Regions from separate parts of the Homo sapiens genome. Here region 2 is linked to region 1. A link is a loop called in an ENCODE intact Hi-C map of the cell type or tissue named here. Cell type or tissue: Calu3. All regions are shown on one strand. Links, peaks and the distances in the headings refer to the core of each region. The heading gives the core; the rest is flanking DNA. Region 1 has its middle 140 kb from the start of NIHCOLE. Region 2 has its middle 17 kb from the start of NIHCOLE.

The links. A loop is a pair of places that touch in the nucleus more often than their neighbours do. Peaks named below come from ENCODE experiments on the same cell type or tissue, not always from the same donor. Only the 100,000 strongest peaks of a DNase experiment are listed, where the experiment ranks them.
Region 2: it touches region 1 in a loop (2.4-fold over the local background); 2 of 110 quality-filtered maps call a loop at or near these places.

Annotation. Positions count from the first base shown.
Region 1 is chr5:103,939,303-103,944,687 of GRCh38, forward strand. It overlaps a transcript of LOC105379107 not described here. Among named protein-coding and RNA genes, the nearest start is that of NIHCOLE, 140 kb to the right of the region's middle. In Calu3, for the core only: no CTCF peak of the experiment used is centred there; no DNase peak of the experiment used is centred there.
Region 2 is chr5:104,060,933-104,066,317 of GRCh38, forward strand. No RefSeq gene overlaps it. Among named protein-coding and RNA genes, the nearest start is that of NIHCOLE, 17 kb to the right of the region's middle. RefSeq lists an enhancer at 2,669-3,633. In Calu3, for the core only: no CTCF peak of the experiment used is centred there; DNase peaks (open chromatin) are centred at 1,749 and 2,039.

The sequences.
Region 1 (5,385 bases), core at 269-5,268:
AGCTGAACTTTGTCAAACAAGAAAGGTTTAGGAAAAAAAAGTTTACTTTAAGCCTATACAGAAGTATCAAAACACAGAGGTTCATCTTAGAATTTCTCCCACTGAGGCAGCAGATATGGCCATTCATAACAAAGACCTTGTCTTTTGTTCTTTCTGATATTATTCCACATTGAGATAAACATGTGATAGGTGAGCTTTTCACAGGAAAACTGGGAGATCTACTCATGCTACCCTGCGTGGAAATGATTTTTTTAATTATATGAAACAGTAAGTTGAAGGTAATATTTATAAATAAAAATCTCTAAATATTTAGAGATGATTTAGAGATATTATCTCCAACTTCGTAAGCATTTCAAGTAACTTTAAATTTTAATTGAATTTCACTGAATTACTAAATCTAGAAATAATTCTAAGGAGATATTGACCAAAACTAGACGTAGTCTGGCTCTGTCACCCAGGCTGGAGTGCCGTGGCATGATCTTGGCTCACTGCAACCTCCGCCTCCCGGGTTCAAGCAATTCTCTGCCTCAGCCTGCCGAGTAGCTGGGATTACAGGCACCCGCCGCCACGCCCAGCTAATTTTTTTTGTATTTTCAGTAGAGACGGGGTTTCACCATCTTGGCCAGGCTGGTCTTGAACTCCTGACCTCGTGATCCACTCGCCTCGACCTCCCAAAGTGCTGGGATTACAGGCGTGAGCCACCATGCCTAGCCTCCTCTTTTCTTTTCTAAAGGTCTGTAAGTGAAGGCTGTGAGTTTGAGGACTTCTCTGTAGTATAATGGTTGGCAGAAAATCAAGCTTTGGTGCTTGGAACCTAAATACAAATTTTCTGGTATTAAGAATACTTTATTTTTAAAACTTTTACCAACTGCTATAGTAAACTGATATTTGTATCCATGTAAATAAACATATATAAACATACAAATATACATAAATAATTCTATTGTTTTATAAATATAACAATTTCGCTGTTATATAAATATATGAACATAAACATGTTTATTTACACAGATAAAAATAGTTTACTCTATATAGTTTATATATATAAAAACTATAAACTGATGTGTATCAGTTTGCTATATATTAGTATTTACATGTGTATAAATATTGGTTTATCATAGCACTTGTGTGTGTGTATCTATCTACTTGTTGTTTCCTTGTCTTTATACATTTTTCAAATGTGGAAAGAGAAGGATAAGAGAAAGCATATAGTAGCAGGCAAATAAAGGCTAAAATTCTTAGTATTCTTAGTATTTAAGTTTTAATAAATTAATAACTAACCTGCCTTTCAGCTTTAACACCCTGCTGTGAACAAAGCTAAAATCTATATTTGAATGTTTGCCCTAGTTGTATTTCGCTTGGGTAGAGGGGTGTGATTGCTAAGCATTGCCCTAAAAGGCTTAGAAATTTCTGATGCTAGTCTCATATTGTGTCTATTTAACCAAACTTTTTGTGTCTTGACCTTAACAAATAAAGAATACAAGGTATTAATATGGTTCAAGATGGATGTTGTATATGTGAGAATTCATAATACTAATTTCTATATTTGTATCCACATTTGAAAACATCAATAATGCAATATTAAAAGAAGCAACATGGCCAAGAAATATTGATGGATAAAAGAATAAGATGAAACTGAAACTCAAACATGACATCTCGCTCTATTGACATAAAAATATACCCCAATATATAAACCCTTTCCTCAGAGTATATCCTTCTTATCATTCCCTTTCAACCCAGAAACTTTTTCCAAACAAATAGAGTTCAATTTTTCCCACCACTAAATACTTTGGTAATATTAGAATTGAGAGATTTTGGCAACTGTCAAGAATTTTGCTCTTTCAAAGAGTATTCACTCTCGCCTTGTCAATTTCAGCATGGGAATGCTGTTTTTCTCAGGCTTTTATATAATATGGTTTTATGTGTGTATACAAGTGACTTTTTAATGTTAGAGTATCAGAATTCTATTAAAATAGTTCTATTCTGGCTCTAAAAGATCTTGGATGAATTAACATGGGGATCATTTATGTAGGCAATATTCATTATTCTTATTTAGAAAGTCGTATTTGCTGATGGCCATGAAAGGGTTTTATTTTGATTCTGAATTTTCAGTTGGCAACTAAATCAAAAACCCATTTTCAATAACTGCTAGTAAATAGCTCACATATTTCTATGCTTCATTTTCTTCAGTTTACCTATAAAGTTTAAGTGTGATAAAGCTGCAGAATAATCTCTTGCAAAGGGCATCAGGAGACACCTAGTTTATATTTTCTTATCATCACCTCACGTTTCTCACTAAATACAGCATTGTCTTTATCTTCTAATCTCTAGTCGTAAACTCCTTCATTAAAACCTGAGGGGAATTGTACTAGTAAACATGATGAATTGAGAAGTGTCTTTGAAAGCTGTAGTCTAGTGAATAACTCCAGCAGCAGGCGAATACTTTGTAATAAATTTGAAAATACTTTAACTGTGGAACATACTACCATCTGCTTTCAGTGTTTTTTTAAGGTTTGGAATCTATAAGGTTTTAAAATAGAAAAGAAGAATGTCACAGAAAAAAAATTTTGGCAGTCCCAGTGGTAATCCCTGTACTACGTTTAGTGCCACATGTCGAAAGACACTAATGCCAAACTGCCTATTGTGGCAAGATGTACATTTTTCCTATTTGTTGGAGTCCCCCTTAGAATTAATACTATTTTTTCTTTATCAGAATAGGGAACAGATCCAATTTACTAAAATATAGAATGAAGTTGAAACAGTAATATGTTTTGAAGATATGAACTAGCTAGTTCAATATTTCTTGATGAACACATTGGTAAATTGATTCACAAGCCTAATTACCCTGCCGTTTAAGATCTTTCAACATATAGCGATTCTGGACCAAGAAGCGAGTGGCCATTTTTCATATCAAACACAATATAGTGACATTAATTTTGCTCTCTCTCCATCAGCGCATTAATTCTGTCAGATCTGGTATTAAGGCTTGTAAATAGAAGCCTCAGAATTTTCGGTAAAAAATAGGTAATCTAAAAAACACACTATAAATTACATCTCAATTTTGGGTTAAAGGCAAAATGCCTAGAAAACTCTTAAGCAAAATTTAAAAAATTGATTATGCTCTTGAAAATAATTTTTATTATTCAAGGAAAATATCTTCTTATAAATTCTAAATTTTGGCACTGATCTCTGGGAAAAATGTAAGAAACAATTTGAAGAAAACCAGAATAATCATTTTCACATAATTTTCTAACAAATATACAGAGAGGGATAACAGCAACTTTAGACCAAACAGGATACCAAAATCTAAAACTATCAAATAAGAACATCCTACGACGTCAAAGTAATGTATACCTAATTGTTTTAAGTTAAAATAATACTTAGCATCTTTTAGAATTCTCAATCTTGGGAGACAGACATGTTCAGGTTTGTAATATTCATTGTATGATATTTCTACACACCACTAGAGGCCACACAACTCCAAAAATGAATGAATAATTACATGGCCTGCTAATCAAAGCCCGAAAGAAAATAGAAAGCTAAGTGGAAAGATTTACCATTGTCTGTATAGCAAGACTTTATATCACGGGCCTTTCCCTGGAAGAGTTTAGATTGCCCTTGTGAAGCCACTAGAACTTGTAGACTTTTTACTGCCCTCTCTATTTGCAGCATATTCTTATTCTACCACCAGAATATATGAGATGTGTTTGCGTGCACAGCACATGAACAATGGAAAGAAATATACCTCTGAACCTTCTCAATATTCTAATAGAAAGTCATTAGAAAAAAATGTACATACAGTCATATAATTTAGAATGCTAAACATTTGCTTTCTTTCCTGTTAGAAATTTTAAATAACAACGTTTACTTTTGTAACAAAAATATGACATTCTCTGTGTCAAACTTTACATTATATCACACACAATTTTATAATAATTTGATAAACATCCATGGAAATGAGCTGCCTTCTTCCTCTACAAGCCCTTCGCCTCCCAGATGATCTAAGAATTAAGCGTGGGAATATGTGTTTCATTGCCAGTAAACAGACCAGTCTTCTGGATCTCTTCTTATGTCCTAAGTAAAATTAGATGTAGCATTTTCAGCCTGGTTTCTAAACGCTTTGTCTGCCAGCCGGCAGCTTGTCACTTTGAGCAGACTTAACCAATTCGTTTATTTCTCTGGTTCTTAGCTAGATTTGAATCAGGTGACGCTTTAATACCATCTCAGCAAAAATGTAAACTGTGACCTCTATGATGAGTAAGTATTGTCTGGGCTCTGGAAATTTATTTTGTGAAAAACTGGTAGCACCTGTGCTACGTTTTATGGAAGACATAATAATGTTAACTCGCATTTCACTAAGTGCCTTTACTCTGGGAACCTCTGACTGTTTTCCTGATGAAGAAGCGCAATTTTCCTTCTTTTTTACCTAGAGACAGTGTAAGACAGACAAGTTAAATGGCATTGTGATAGCAAACTAATATCTAAGGTAAAAGGTCCCAAGATTTTTAAACTATAACCTTTTACATTGACAATTCATAAAAGATGCTATTTCAGAATTAATAGATCAAAGTTCTAACGGCTTTCTCTAATATTCAGAACAATGTAGAGATTGCTCAGGGGATACAAAAATATCTAAAGGACAGTTCTTCCTTCCAAAAAGCTAACAATCTAGATATAAACCTAAAAATACATCTTCAATAACAATCCGACTACATCTGTTTGCAGTAATATATCAGAAAGAGTTAAAATACAAGGCTGGTCAAGGATATGAGGTTATCACCAGAAAAATAAGAAAACAGAGTGAATTCTTCTTAAAGAATAATTCAAAGCATATAATATTAAACCAAAAAAGAAATGTTTATCTTATATCATAGAAGTGAATACAATCTTCAATGAAGCTGAAAAATTATTACTATTTTTTCTTGAAACAAGATAGCTTCATGACAAATAAAAATGTTGCAAACAATAAAACATAGATAGAGTTTGGTGGGATTCTTTAAAGCATCATCAATATTTTAAAAATCAAAGGAGTTTAAAAAGAGGTATATTGATTATTTTTGTCATATAAATAATTTTAATGTAAGTATGTTTATATGTGTCTATACAAAGCCATCAAATATATCTATATTATATTTATAGAAAAAATCTATCACCAAAAAATGGTAGAGAAAATAATCAATAAATCCCAAAATGTAGATCTTTGTTTCAATAATATTAAAAAATAACTGTAAATTAATAAAAGCTTTAAATAATGCTAACCGTTAGTATTCACAAAAATTACCATGCAGAATAACCCTTACATGAAGATTTATATAACTTGAGAGATATTTAATGTTCATGCATAGACATACTTAATATTTTAAATGTGTCAAACTTCCTAAATCT
Region 2 (5,385 bases), core at 117-5,116, 120 kb after region 1:
TGGGTAGACTGTGTCAGAGGAAAGACCTGGGTCTCAACACACTGCTGTTCAGATATTTTTTTCCACAGGGTGATCCCTTGATGTGGTATTCTCTCTCTTCCCTTAGGGATGGGGCTTCCTGAGAGCTGGAATACAGTTATTGTTATTGCTCTTCTGGGTCTAGCCTCTCCACAGAGCTACTGGGCTCTGGGCTGGTACTGGGAAGTGTCTGCACAGAGTCTTGTGACGCAATTCATCTTCAGGTCTCTCAGCAATGGATACCAGCACCTGCTTCAGTGAAGGTAACAAGGGAGTAAAGTGGACTCTGTGAGGGTCCTTGGTTACAGTTTTTTTTAGCGTGCTGATTCTTGAATGCTTGTTGTGCTAGCAGTGAAGCTGTCTTGTGGACAGACGCAAGACCTCTGGTTAGCCAGGATGTTACAGGCGGTGGAATTAACTGTTGTTTTCTCTCTTCTTGGAGCAGGTTTATTCTTGTATTAATTGCTGTAATGACTTGAGTTGGTTGGCCTCCAGTCAGGAGGTGGCACTTTCAAGAGCGCATTAGTGGTAGTATAGGGGTATGGGAGCTAGCTCTAAGATCACCCGAATAAATATTTGAATTTCTCAGATGATGGGCAGGGCCATAGAACTCCCAAGAGATTATGTCTTGTGTCTTCAGCTACCAGAGCGGGTAGAGAAAGACCATTAGGTGGGGGCAGGGTTAGGTGTGTTTGAGCTCAGACTCTCCTTGGGTGAGGCTTGCTGCAGCCACTGTGGGGGATGAGGGTGTGGTTCTCAGCCTAATGGAGTTATGTTCCTGGGGGGATTATGGCTGCCTCTCCTGCATCATAGAGATCACCAGGGAAGTAGGTGAAAGCTGGCAGTGACAGGACTCACTCAGTTCCCATGTAGCCAGCAAGGCCAGTCTCACTCCCACCATACCCACCAACAGCACTGAGTTTATATCCAGGCAGCTGGTAAGGAGGACTGTGATCTTTCCCCAGGCTACGAGCATCCCTGCTGGGATTTCAGACCCTCCCTCTCCCCACCTGTCTTGACTTCTGTGCTCCTATCTGCACTTGTAATTCGTGCCTAGCCCGCCTCCCCCCACCCCTCACCCTGCCTGGATTCTGCCCAGGAAAATCTGTGCTCAATTGAAATTATTACAAAGTTCAGCTGGAAGTTTCCTTCTCCCTGTGGTCCTTCCCCAGTTTCACTGGCAGCCCTCCCCAAGGACCCGTGTGAGATAAAGTCAGAAATGGTTTCCCTGCCAACCAGGAGTGTCTATAGGGCTCTTCCCACTGCTTCTTCTACTTGTATATTTCCCTCAGCTCTCTAAATTTGTTTTGGCTCTAGGTAATGAAACTGCCTTTGCAAAATCATGACTGAGACAGTGAAAAAGGTCTAACTTAACTGACTCCATCTTGTTTCTAACCTCCAAGCTGTCCTTGTTCATTCCAAAGTTAGGCTGAACTAACTTTGGGAGAAATTTAATTTATAGTTTATAGTTTAAACAAAGACAGTAACAGCCCTTTCCCAAAGCAGACCTCCTTCTTGCCTGGGGACTAGATTGCCTTTGTAGGACTAACATTAGCCACAAGATTTGAAATTATGGTTTAGGAGTCATGCAGCTGGAGGCTACAAGATTCTGACCCTTTCTAAACTGCTCCTAAATTCAGTGCTTGAGATATTTTGCAGACTTGCACTTGATGGATTAGCTGGCATCACCCAGATCAATAAACTGGCTCACCTGATCTTGTGGCCCCACCCAACAACTGACTCAGTGCAAGAAGACAGCTTTAACTCCCCATGATTTCATATCTGACACCTGGCTCAGGAGTCAATCAATCAGCACTCCTGGCTCACTGGCTCCCCACAACCCACCAAGTTATCCTTAGAAACTCTGCTCCCTGAATGCTGGGGAGACTGATTTGAGTAATAATAAAACTCTGGTCTCCCACACAGCCGCCTCTGCGTGAATTACTCTTTCTCTATTACAATTCCCCTGTCTTGATGAATCAGCTCTGTCTAGGCAGCAGGCAAGGTGAACCCCGTGGGCGGTTACAGTAAGGTTAAATCTTTCTCCTGTGATCTGGATTTTCAGGTTCCCCAGTGAGGATGTGTGCTCGAGGTGGACTTTCCCCCCTCACACTTTGGCTACTCAGTTTTTTGGCCGTCTTATGGAGTTTGCAGTGACAAGCTGCCTCTTTCAAAGGGTCTGTGAATTCTTTCAGTTTTCCTGGTATGTTCCTGTGGTAGTTCTTCAGCAAATGTTTACAAAGGGAGTCTCTACACGCTGTTCTGTCTATCCGAGTGGGAACTGCAAGTTAGTACTGCCTCCTATCTGCCTTTTTTTCCTGTAAGTTATTTTTTGAGTAAATTTAGGTAATTTATATTTTTCTAAAAAATCTGTTTTATCCAGATTTTAAGGCTAATATGAATATGTTTTAGCGAAGGATTTTATTTCCCAATGTAACAGTTTTTCCATTTTTACTTTTAAACTAGCATTTTTTTTTTTTTATCTTTCCAGTCTCCTTTGTTTAACTAGTGGATTATCTAGTTTCTTTTCCAAAAAAAATCTTTTTTTTTCAAATATTCCTTAAGGTTTCAAATTTATTAATCTCTACTTTTTAAAATTAAATGATCTCTGCTTTCCTTACACTTCTTTGCATTTTCTAACTTCTTTAGATGAATGTTTAATTAATTTTTCAAGACTATATGTTTCATGCGTGTCCGTGTGAAGAGACCACCAAACAGGCTTTGTGTGAGCAACATGGCTGTTTATTTCACCTGGGTGCAGGCGGGCTGAGTCTGAAAAGAGAGTCAGCGAAGGCAGATAAGGGTGGGGCCGTTTTATAGGATTTGGGTAGGTAAAGGAAAATTACAGTCAAAGGGGGTTTGTTCTCTGGCGGGCAGGAGTGGGGGTCGCAAGGTGCTCAGTGGGGGTGCTTTTTGAGCCAGATGAGCCAGGAAAAGGACTTTCACAAGGTAATGTCATCACTTAAGGCAAGGACCGGCCATTTACACTTCTTTTGTGGTGGAACGTCATCAGTTAAGGTGGGGCAGGGCATTTTCACTTCTTTTGTGATTCTTCAGTTGCTTCAGGCCATCTGGGCATATACATGCAAGTCACAGGGGATGCGATGGCTTGGCTTGGGCTCAGAGGCCTGACATTCCTGCCTTCTTATATTAATAAGAAAAATAAAACAAAATAGTGTTGAAGTGTGGGGGCGGTGAAAATTTTTGGGGGGTGGTATGTATGGAGAGAGAGAATGGGTGATGTTTCTCAGGGCTGCTTCGAGCTGGATTGGGGCGGCGTGGGAACGTAGAGTGGGAGAGATTAAGCTGAAGGAAGATTTTGTGGTAAGGGGTGATACTATGGGGTTTTTAGGAGAAACATTTGTCGTGTAGAGTTATTGGTGATGGCCTGGATACGGTTTTGTATAAATTGAAAAACTAAATGGAATAAGAGAAGGAGAAAAACAGCTATAAAAGGCCTAAGAATTGGGAGGAGCCAGGACATCTGATTAGAGAGTGCCTAAGGAGATTCAGCATAGTCCTGCCAGCAAAGATTATTTATTTACTTCAAGAATTTAGAGTGGCGGTTTGGGGATAGCACCAGGAGATATTAGCTGTGATGGCTTGGAGAAACAGTGTAAACAAGAGCAGAGCAAGTATGAGTAGTTGAGAACGGTGAATAGGAGTATGACTAGACAGAAGATAGTAGGGATGACAAGTTTTTTGGGGCACAGTCTAAGTTGGTCTGGTGTCTGGAATGAGACTGGGGCCTAATAAAAGGGAACGTCTATACAGGAGCTTAAATGGGCTGTACCTTGTAGCATTCCAAGGATAGGCCTGAATTCTGAGAAGCGAAAGTGGTAAAAGTATCGTCCAGTCCTTTTTAAGTTGGTGGCTGAGCTTGGTGAGGTGTGTTTTTAAAAGACCATTAGTCTGTTCTACTTTTCCTGAAGACTGAGGACTATAAGGAATATAAAGGTTTCACTGAATACTAAGAACCTGAAAAACTGCTTGGCTGATTTGACTCATAAAGGCTGGTCTGTTATCAGACTGTATAGAGGTGGGAAGGCTAAACTGAAGAATTATGTCTGACAGAAGGGTAGAAATGACTGTGGTGGCCTTCTCAGACCTTGTAGGAAAGGCCTCTACCCATCTAGTGAAAGTGTCTACTTAGACTAAGAGATATTTTAGTTTTCTGACTCAAGGCATGTGAGTAAAGTCAATTTGCCAGTCCTGGGCAGGGACAAATCCCTGAGCTTGATGTGTAGAAAAGGGAGGGGGCCTGAACAATCCATGAGGGGTAGTAGAATAGCAGATGAAACACTGAGAAGTGATCTCCTTCAGGATAGATTTCCGTGATGGAAAGGAAATGAGAGGTTCTAAGAGATGGGCTAGTGGCTTGTAACCTACATGGAAGAGGTTATGAAATGACGACAGAATAGAATGGGCCTTGAGGCTGGAAGGAGATATTTTCCTTGGTCTAAGAACTATTTGCCTTGTGTGGGAAGAGATTGATAGGTGGAAGTTTCAGCAGGGGAGTAGGTGGGAGTGACCAATGTGAAGGAGAAAAACTGGCCGTGAGGGACAGAAGTTGGAGGGCTAGCTGCTTGTCTAGCCACCTTATCAGTATAAGGGTTGCCTAGAGCAATGGGATCTTACGCCTTTTGATGCCCCTTGCAGTGAATGACCCCAGCTTCCTTTGGAAGTAAAGCGGCCTTGAGTAGAGTTTTTATTAAAGAGACATTAATGATGGAGGACCCTTGTGTAGTGAGAAAACCTCTTTCAGCCCATATGACCGCATGGTGGTGCAGAATATGAAAGACATATTTAGAATCAGTATAGATATCAATGCATAGTCCTTTTGCAAGAGTGAGGGCTTGAGTTAAGGCAACTAGTTCGGCTTGCTGAGAGGTAGTGGAGGGGGGCAGAGCGGTAGCCTCAATGAATGATGTGGAAGATACTATAGCATAGCCTGCCTTTGCTGGTGAGTGGCGATTAGGCCTGGTGGAACTGCCATCAATAAACCAAGTGTGATCAGGGTGAGAAACAGGGAAGAAGGAAATGTGGGGAAATGGGATGAACATCAGGTGGATCAGAGAGATGCAGTCATGAGGGTCAGGTGTGGTATCCAGAATAATGTGGGAGGCCGGATTGAAGTCTGGGCCAGGAACAACGGTGATTGTGGGAGACTCAACAAAGAGTGAGTACAGCTGAAGGAGCCGGGAAGCAGAAAGCATATGCGTCAGGTGTGAGGAAGAAAATAGATTTTGGAAGTTATGAGAACTGTAGAGAGTGAGTTGAGTATAGTTTGTGATTTTGAGGGCCTCTAAAAGTATTAAAGCAGCGGCAGCCGCTGCACGCAGACATGAGGGCTAGGCTAAAACAGTA